Regions from separate parts of the Homo sapiens genome. Here region 1 is linked to region 2. The links are chromatin loops, found by intact Hi-C in ENCODE. Cell type or tissue: HepG2. All regions are shown on one strand. Links, peaks and the distances in the headings refer to the core of each region. The heading gives the core; the rest is flanking DNA. Region 1 overlaps LOC105377177 (a long non-coding RNA gene). Region 2 has its middle 250 kb from the start of LINC02027.

Region 1 (5,392 bases), core at 322-5,321, 640 kb before region 2:
GTCTCTACTAAAAATACAAAAATTATCCGGGCGTGGTGGCGGCGCCTGTAGTCCCAGCTACTCGGGAGGTTGAGGCAGGAGACTGGCATGAACCCGGGAGGCGGAGCTTGCAGTGAGCCGAGATCGCGCCACTGCACTCCAGCCTGGGCAACACAGCGAGACTCCGTCTCAAAAAAAAAAAAACCAAACCAAACCAAAACAAACAAACAAACAAACAAACAAAAAACAGAGAGAGGGGGAGAGAAAGAGAAAATGTTTTCATGGCCTACAGTAACGGTCCTTGTTTTCCATTCACATTGGCTTCTTTTTCGTTTCCCAGATGTGTCTAACTCATTCATTCTATTCGGCCTCTGAACATGTACACTCTAGAACGCTCTCTCCATGGTTCTTAGTACAGCTAGTCTACCGGTATCCCTTGGATCTGTGTTTAGATGGCACCTTCTGTAGAGGCTTTCCGACAACCATATTTAAACGGACTTCTTTCAGTTACTGTCAACTTCATTCATATAACTTATTTGTAATTATCTAGGCTTTTTATTTATATTTGTGTGAAGTATATATCATTCCTAGAAGAATATAAGCTTCATCATTCATATCTTATTAGTTCCAGCAGTTAGAAGAATGTCTAAAATAGAAGAGAGATGTTTGCAGCATTAATTTTGTTGTTGAATTGCATTAACCTTTATTTTTTCATCAGGTAGCTTATCTTTGAATGATCCTGAGTATAAAAGGGGAAAAAAGAAAAGAAAAGAATGAATCTCAATTTATAATAGCGTTAAGGAAAAAAAATAAAATGATTAAAATATGCCCAAGCAAAAGTTGCTTTCTACATAAATATTAAGATTATATTTCTATTTAATAAAATTAGAGTTCTTTTTGAACCGAGCCCTGTTTAATACATGTTATCTGGCCTAAGCTTATTGATTTTCTTTTCTTATAAACCAAATATATGTATACCCTAACATCTAAATGTTAGTTCAAACACTTAAATTTTCACTGTAACAATGTATTTTGGTTTGCAAAAGAGAAAAGTCTACGACTGCCAAGACCATTCTTGTCAGAAATGTGATTTATTTTTAAAATATTCTGTTTCTTAAACTACAAGTGGTTTAATCAGAAAACTGATTCAGAGAAATGGCTTTCCAGACAAAATATATTGAATTAATTATTTTCTTAGAATTAACTACTTTTAATTTTTCTCCTTTATGTTGTTAAAATTTAATAAATAAAATTTACCAAAGGGAACTAAGTCATTTGGGTTTAGATGCTCACATTCTTTGGCATTAGCTTTCTGGAGACACAAGGACATTGTCCTCTCTTTATGCTTAACACCCTAGATGCATCTGTCTGTCATCTTTTTTAATTTAAACAGGCAACATTGAGGATTCTTAACAATACCTCTGACCCCTGAGAAACAGGATATATAGCAGCCCATTAATTAATTGTTTGAAATGAAGGAATATGGCACATCAAATACCATGCCTCTCTGCTCCATTGCACAGCACACCCGCGCTACACTGTCCATTTATATTTCTGACGACTACCAAAGAGCCAATACCCTTGAGAAACATCCTAAGTTAACAATTTGATTGATGTACTTTAGGCAGTCAATGACTTGTTCTATCTGGAGTATTTTCGTATTTTGCATGAAAGAAAGATGGTCAAAATATGTATCAGACCTCAAATCAAATTAAAGCCCAGAAGATTTCATTGCCATTCTGCTTTTTGTTTCATACATAAATTTACATAAAATTGAGTTACTTAAGATTTCATATCTGTTTCAATTTTCTTCCCATTTTAGACATTCTAAAATGAAAAGCGATTTAATAGAACACTGCATTAATTGTTTTAGGAGAGTTACACAATCAACTCAGCTATTTTCTAATTTAACTTCGGGAGACACTATTGTTCTTTTGCATATTCTCCCTAGTTATAATTTGTAAATTATTCACATTCATAGCCACTAAAAGAAACATTAACAGAAAGAGTGTTATCAACAGGCAGTAAAATGACAACTGGGAGGCCTGGACTTTCCTTTAATATTTTAAATGATCATTTGACCTTCATGAAGGGAATTTATCTTGCATAGTATCATTCCATAAGAATTAATAATTATATACACTGAAGACTTTTGAGTGAGGTGTCTGTCAGTTACTTTCTTTTGACACAAGTAAGCATTAAGAGTATTCCTATTGTTGGGACCAATAAAGTACTAGTACTTTTACTAATATAGTAACCATTAAGAATAATCCAGTTTATTAGATATATTAAAAGTTTGACGGTGAGTTTCTGAATACCTTTACAGAAGGTCATGTTCAACTTAAAAACCTACATTATAAAAACTGACAGAAATGTCAGTTCTGAGAAGACTGACAGCCACACTTAACATATAATATTTCTGACTTCAGAATTAAATAATTCTTATACAGATGATTGTAAATCTTGCCTTACATGTTTTCCGCCGATCTACTACACTAAGAATATCTGCATTTGGTTGAAGTTTAAGCAAATCCCTGTTGGGGGTGTTGTTGTATAAGGAATTAACTATTTTTGTCTGTGGCCCATTTGCTGTTCTTTTCCATCTCAATAGTTTGATTAATCTCTACTGGGTATTAGGAATTAGGACCTACTGTTAAAAGTTCTCAAATATCTCAATTCATTGCTGCATTTTTTCTTATGATAATTCCTGAATCCGTAACACGCCTGCAGTACCCAGTTTTCCTGTTAGTTTTGTTTTGTACTTCTTTCCTGCATGCGTTAACCAGACATTTCCTTTCCTCTATAATAATAATTCACTGTGAATCTTTCATTTTGCTGTTTAGAGACCCCTTAACATCCTTTTTTGACTATATGAATACATGTCTTTTCTGTTGAAACATAACCTAAGGGAGCAAACGTACTTTTTTATTATTATTATTCAAAAGGGTTAGTCTTATGCGCTACTAGCTCATTATTCGTTTTATTCTATTCTGTCCTTCAGTTGAACTGAATAAAAGATGCACAGAAAGATGAATCTTAAAAAGGAGAATAAGTTATCTCTTCAAGCAAATGGAATTCAGCTCACACTTCACTACAAACTCAGGTGGATAGTATAGCATTATAACTTCAATTTACTAAAATATAATATTCCTCAAATATGTTGGGAATTAAAAGGTATTTTTAATATTACATAACCTCTTTACCATATATTGCTCACATAGGTAATACCAGTATTCCAATTACTGGGGGTAGGTAGTGGTGGGGCTCAAGAAAAAAAACAAAATAAAAAAACCAAAAAAGTTTTGGTTACCTACATTTGAGGTTTACAGGGACTAATTCTTTCTGAAAGTCATGATTCATGAACATTTGAGTCTCCCTTATCACTGACCAGCCACAGGACCATAAAATGAAGCAACACACTGCTCTGTTCTCAATATTTTCAAACACTGTGCCTTTCTTTCCTACTAGATTTTTGCCTTCTAAATCAGTTACAAAATTGTATTTATCATTGTAGGCCTAAAGCTTAGCATAGTTTCTTGCTCTTCTCATGCTGATAGAAAGAATGGAAGCAAGAATGAAAGAAGAATGCAGATGAGGAGGCAGGAAGACAAAAAATGTAGGAGAAAAACAAATTGGCACAATAGTCTACCTACTTTACAAAGCTATTGTAAAGACGAAATATGTGGAAAATGCCTGAAAAAGAAAACATTATAGTAAAAATATTATGTATTTGTTTTGCTATATGCCAGGCACTATTATATGCATGTATGTATACACACAGATATATGTGTATTTTGTACATGTATATATGTGTATACATATATATGTGTGTGTGTATTTGTATGTGTATATATATGTGTGTGTTTATATACATGTATGTGTGTATATATGTATGTGCATGTGTGTGTGTGTATTCCAAGTTTTTCAACAACCCTTTGAAGTTGATGCTATAGCTTTCATATTACAGGGAGGAAACTGTGTCTCTAGGAAGAAAAGTAAACTTTCTAAGATTTCAAAGCTGGAAAGTGGCAGAAACAAGATTTTCACCCAGTCTGTCTAACCAAAGAGCACCTTATTCTAATATTCATTTAAAAATGAAATGTTATTTAATTTCAATTTGAGAAAAATTATAATCTACCTTAGTTCAAATAAGGCTAATTCATTAAAATGAGAATTTATCTATTGTATTTTTTTATCTCTCTCCTGACTTTCAACATTTCATCAAGCAAGAAAACAAGAAGGAACAAATGAATGAAAGAAAGAAGAAAGGAAAAACGGAAAGAATGAGAAAGAGAGAAGAGAAAGAGGGGAAGGGAAAAGAGAGGAAAGAAAGGAAGGGGAGTGGGAGGGAGGAGGGGGAAGGGAGGGAAGGAGGAAGGAAGAAAGGGAGGAAGGGAGGAAAGAAGGTAGGGAGGAAAAGAGAAAAGAAGGAAGGGAGGGAGGAAGGGAGGCAGGCAGGCAGGGAGGGAGGGAGAAAGGAAGGAAAGAAGGTAGAGAGGTAGGAAGGAAGGAAGAAAGGAAGGCGGGAAAGAAGGAAGAAAGGAAGGAAAGAAGGTAGAGAGGTAGGAAGGAAGGAAGAAAGGAAGGCGGGAAAGAAGGAAGAAAGGAAGGAAAGAAGGTAGAGAGGAAGGAAGGAAGGAAGAAAGGAAGGCGGGAAAGAAGGAAGAAAGGAAGGAAAGAAGGTAGAGAGGAAGGAAGGAAGGGAGGAAGGAAGGAAGGAAGGAAGGGAGGGAGGGAGGGGAAAAAGGGAAAAGAAAAGAGAAAGTCTCTTCTGTCCTCCAAGCCCACATTTTTAAACTGTCTATGGTTTCAAATATTTCTGATCATCACATTGTTGCAGATTCGAGGTGTGCATTATGAAATTTTTACTTTCTATATTTGGCATCAATTAAAAAACCTACATTATTATTTTCTAGGGTATTACTCAGATAAATTCATTTGATGATAGCTAGTGGATCTTTTGAAGATATCATTTTCAATTCAACAAAAGAATGGTTTCAGCATACTCTAAGAAATTAGAAATCAATCCCCAATATTATATATTTTATCTCCTTTATTTAACTGCTCTAGGTCATATTATTATTATTAGACAGATTCTTGCTCTGCTGCCAGGCTGGAGTGCAGTGGCACGATCTCAGCTCACTGCAACCTCCGCCTCCTGGGTCCAAGTGATTCCCCTGCCTCAGCCCCCCAGGTAGCTGGGATTACAGGCATGCGCCACCAAACCTGGCTAATATTTTGTATTTTAGTAGAGATGGGATTTCACCATGTTGGCCAAGATGGCCTCCATCTCCTGACCTCGTGATCCACCCGGCTCGTCCTCCCAAAGTTCTGGGATTACAGGCATGAGCCACTGCGCCCAGCCTCTAGGTCATATTATTAAAATTAATTGTCTAGCCTTGTCAGGTATATG
Region 2 (5,392 bases), core at 237-5,236:
TGAATTTCAGATAAACACTGAATTTTTACTATAAATATGTCCCACACAATACTTGTGACATAATAAAAGTTGTTTGTTGTTTAGCTAAAATTTAAATTTAACTGTGTACCCTGTATTTTATCTGGCCACTTTCTTGTATTTATTCAAAGATTTATTCAAAGAATCTCTTACATAAACATTTCTTTTAAACTTTTGCCCATTATCCTCCTCACTCATATAGAATGAATGAATAAGTCGCCAATGTAGTTTGTACTTCCTTTTTATACTTCAGATTATGCCTTAGATGTAAATAACCAGATACATTCCCCATGCTTCTATTTCTACTGCAAAGCCATACACAACTAGAGGGAGTTAGGGTCTGCATTCACCAACCTAGATAGAATTCCTTAATGGTCAAACATACCCTTAAATATTTGTTAGGATGTCATCTCGTAGGCTCTCACACAATCTCTTAGCAAACCCATTATGTTCTGTTTATCTTCCAACATTAGAAAATGCTGCTATTATGTTGTTGATGATGTAGTTGTTACTGAGCACCAAATGAATCAGGTGGCTTGGTATTAGCACCATGTTGTATGAGAAATACATGATTAGTCTTTGGCTCCTGATGGTAACCTAAAAATGTTTGCTTATGTAGTTTTTATAACAGAATTTGATCTGTTGTCAGAAATATTATTTTATTACATTTTATATTTCTAAGAAAAGTCAGGAAGGATGGGAAGAAAGAAGCAGGGAAGGAAGGAAGGAAAGAAGGAGGGAAGGAGGGAATGAGGGAGGGAGAGAGGGAAGGAGGGAAGGAGGGAGAGAGGGAGGGAAGGAAGGAAGGAAGGAGGAAGAGAGGGAAGGAAGGAAGGAAAGAGGAAAGAGAGAGAAGCAAGGAAAGGAGGGAGGGGAGGAGAGAGGCAGGGAGAGAGGGAAGGAAAAAGCGAAGAGAAAAAAAGAGAGAGGCAAAGAGAGGGAGAGAGGGAGAAAGAAGGAAGGAGGAAAGAAAGGAGAAAAGAGAAGAGCTTTCATATTTGTAGTATTCAGAACTAGCATTTCCTACATAGTATCCAAGAAAGACCATGATATAGAATGAAAATTCACATAGAGCCATCTTTAGATAAGAATCAAAAGATCATCAAACACATATAATATTTAGTGAATATTAATATATGGCATCTTAAATGTGAGAGAACACAAATGTAGTGCACAAAATTTAGATGAATGCATTTTTTATGAAGACAGGCCTAAAAAATCACTCTACCATAGTGCTTCCAGTACGAATTTTATTTTTTTGGTTAAAGAAGCATGTTTTGTTTTTTAAGAGCTACTCAAACTTTTTCTCTACCAGGCAAACAAAACAGATCATGAGAATCCAAACATGTATTCAGACAACTTTTGTAACAGGACAGTTCATATTAGAAAATGATCGCCCTGCTATGAAACGAGCTCTCAGCACAGGGGCTTTTGGCTACATCACTCTGCAAGCACCATAATAGCTACTTTTTCTCAAATGCTAGAGTTCATTTTTAATATTAAAAGCAATATTTCACTATTCTATTATCTTTTTGTTTTTACATGACACTTAAAATTAGTTTCTGACAGATACAACTACCCATACATAGAATAGTGTATTGAGCCGATGTGTTTGTTGTGAGAAATACAGTCAGAAGAGAATTTTATTATGTTTTACATTTGATTGTTTATGCACGACAGTACATTTAAACTGAGTTTCAGCAAGCCAGTTGCCAGAGATTCAAAGCCTGACAAATAGCACATTCTCTTCACTAAATAAAGAATGTACAGGAACCCACACCAGCTTACAAGTTATTCTTTATGAACAACAGAATTGCTTTTTGCCTATTTCAAACAGAACCCTAAATGTGCCCAGCACAGCAAGAGAGAGCATAGGAAGCAAAGAGAGTTTAATATTCCAGCCCAGCTCACTGGAAACAACCACCACAAAAAACTAAAATGACAGAGCAGTGTTCTGTAGAGCAACATGATTTGTCTGCTTTAAATGGAGAATAATGGTTTTAAGTTTAGAGCAGAACTAAAGGGCTCAATTACTATTCATGGATTCTGAATTGTTCTACTTTAGAAACTCCTTTAGCATGAAATGTTCATCAAAATCAATGCATGAAACTATAGAAAAAAAATAAAAACCCAGTTTCCCATATGAATAAAGGACTTCCCAACTAAGAAAGTCTATAAAAAAAAAAAGTATCACCAGTTTACACAAACCCATCTTAGGCAGTAGGACTAAACATTTTAAAGTAATAATTTTTGGTTGAATGTTGATAGGCAGAAAATTTTATATATATAAAATCCAAAGTCGTCATATAGAAGACTTTAGTACTAAGCTACCATTGATTTTCTTTAATCTTTAAAAACTATACTAATGGTTATCCAAACTATATGGACATGCTTTTTACTGAAACAAACCATTGTCCTTGGAATTGAGTAGGTTTACTGAAGACAATAGTGTAACAGTAAATTGAAAAAATATATGATTTCTTTAACTATTTTTGTATCTGACTGTAAGGATCTGATTAGTAGCTTTCACACTAAAGAACAATAGAGCTGTGAAAAAATTATTCAGTAATAGAACAGTTGATAATCCTTTGGTAATTAGAGATAAGTGACTTTTGTTTGCTTTTTTCCCCTATATATTCCCCCAAATATTATGTTTTTCTAAAATTATGCAAAAAGAGGATGACGTGACTCCCCAATCATGTATTTAGAAAAAGAAAAATGCCTATTAATTTGTGAAATATATTAATTTAGATTGGTTTCCCCCGACTTACTTTCTCATGAGGATAGTATAATCTGAAAATCATTGGTAATAAACTAAGGTAAAAATGCATTACTATGTACAGACTTCTGTAGGAAAACATTTGCTTTTATATTGACATTGGCAAAATTTCATGTGGACTATTATGGATTATAATTGCATTTCATTTTGCTATATTAAAAAGTGTCAAATCCTAAAACCAAGCAAAACATTATCTGTGTTTTTTTTCATTATGTAGGAGAATGGTAAAGTCCTGAAGGCAATTTGAAAGCCGTAGTTAACCAGCTCCTTCTGTTTGCATATTCAATCCCTCAATGTAACATATGCATAATTTGATCATCATTGTGTGCCATCTGGAGTATACTGATTGAACTGCAGTTTGAAAATGAGGGTTCAGAGATAATTTGGTTGCATACATTTAGAACTGAAATGTCTCTCATGGAGCAGAACAGAGTTATTTAAAAACATAACTATGACTAAAAGATGAAAATATATTCCATAAACTCAAGAAAACCAAGGAAGACAATTTTAAGTCCTCAAGCTTTTCACTTTAAAACATCTTAAAATTTTATTAGCAATGGTATTCTACGGGAATTGTGACAAAAAACATTTGTACCTACCTGTTAGAGCAATAATTATACTTTTTCAACCTAGTTTACATATTTTATTTAATTTATCTTGGAAGATTTAACCCATTATCAACAAGCAATATCAGTTAAAACATTGGTATACTAATTTTTTTTCACTAACTGTTACTTAATGTTAGGTTAGGCTTAAAACTTGCATGAGTTCATCACATTTGAGTACCACAGCTGAGCACTAATTGCCATAGAAGCTCATGAGTGCCATATTGAAGACTGAAGATTGTCTAGTCCAGAACTTTTACTTTCAGATGCCAGAGTGTGATGTCAAGTGAGATACTTTATAAAATGAAAGATACAATTTTAAAATGAAATTACCTCTCATATAGTTTTAAGAGCAATAGTTTCTCATAGCCTCCTATTGGAAACCTTATTTTTTTTTTCACGTTTTCTAATACCACTGAATGGCTGAGCCACCATATTATGATGGGTTACTTATATTACATGGTCAAAAGTATTGCCATCAAGAAGGAAATTACATGACCTAGACTTGCTAAAAATACTAATAATTTTCGAAGGGCTTTAGGTGGTGTATGAGCATTAGCCTACCTGCATAATACATGCTACTCTTTCTTACCGGAGGAAGAGAACTTTTCTCAAATTACGGGTTTCCCAATTTATGTAAGAAAGAACCCTATTATCAAACAACCTTCTGTTACTCTATTACCAAGCAATACCACCTCAGGTGCTGCTTTCTTGCTCAAACTAAAGGCAAACATTGAGCTTCCCCCTGTAGCATTGGAGTCTTCTCCCTCCCTTTATTCCTTTAGTAGGCACAACATTTTCTGGGATATTCTCATACTACTATGATTCATTTGCTCCACAACAGAGGAGATGTCAAGGCTTGAGCTTAAATACTTTGAACTGAGAGGTAGAGAGTGCGAGTGGACATTCTCAGACAATCATGGAATCCTCGCCACTGAGTGAGGCAATTCACAACTGCATTTCCCCTTTATTTATCCAGAAGAGCAGAGAGGAGCAAGCATCTAATCTATTATGATCCCGTCACAGAACATGACATTCTAATTCAGTCAGTAGGGACTCACAATAAACTCAAAACCACATTGAGTGCCTCCCTGGTATGACAATTGATTACATCTCTTAACCTTTCTGCATCTGTGGTACCATCTGGAACATTTAGTGCTTACATTTTTGCACACAAAGAACAGGTAACAGCATATAGACCCAAATACAAACTCACTCCTTCTACTGTAAGGCTGCAACAACAATAAAAAGAAAACAGTAGGCAGAATAACCTTGATTTCACAAAAGATGTCATTCTAAAGAAAATTGAACACATAACCCCAAAAATAATACGTTGTGGGATATCTAATATAGGATTATCAATTCAAAAAGTTATCCATTCACCCTTTCAAAATGGATTTAGCCGTAGAAGAGACAAGAAATACATCATATAAGAAACTATTATGTACATACATTATACTTTATTCAAATCTAAGTACAGTAGTGAGTACTAATATCCTATATTAGTATACAACTTGATCAAAGCTACAGAACATTAAATTATGGAGTAAAAATACAGACCCAGTTTTACTCCCCACATCATTATTCTTTATATTGCATTATTAAATTTAATCCAGTTTAATATTAATCCTTTTGACAAATATTTATGAAATGCTATAAAATATGTTAGGAACCTCTTTTAGTTGATGAACAAGTGGCAAATCCCTTTATTATACATAAAGAATTGTGCTAAGTAAAGGATAAAACTTGTTCCAAGCAAAAGTTTAGAACAGGGTTTCTCATTTGGGACCGGATAATACTTTACGTTACCCCAGAGCTCTCCTGAGCATTCTAGAATTATCTAGCAGCATTTCTTCACTACTTGGCATGCCAGGAGCACTCCCTCCCTCAGTCATTACAAATGTCTTCAGACATTGCCAAAGAATGTCTTCTGGGAGCAGCCCTTTACTCCCACCACTAGCACCACTGAGAACTATTTGTTTAAATTAAG

What was found. Hi-C counts contacts between places; a loop is a spot of excess contacts. Peaks named below come from ENCODE experiments on the same cell type or tissue, not always from the same donor. Only the 100,000 strongest peaks of a DNase experiment are listed, where the experiment ranks them.
Region 1: it touches region 2 in a loop (10-fold over the local background); 2 of 110 quality-filtered maps call a loop at or near these places.

The regions. Positions count from the first base shown.
Region 1 is chr3:80,603,756-80,609,147 of GRCh38, forward strand. The region is part of intron 3 of LOC105377177 (a long non-coding RNA gene); the gene reads right to left. Among named protein-coding and RNA genes, the nearest start is that of LINC02050, 160 kb to the right of the region's middle. In HepG2, for the core only: a CTCF peak has its summit at 2,530; no DNase peak of the experiment used is centred there.
Region 2 is chr3:81,239,946-81,245,337 of GRCh38, forward strand. No RefSeq gene overlaps it. Among named protein-coding and RNA genes, the nearest start is that of LINC02027, 250 kb to the left of the region's middle. In HepG2, for the core only: a CTCF peak has its summit at 3,142 (motif pointing left); no DNase peak of the experiment used is centred there.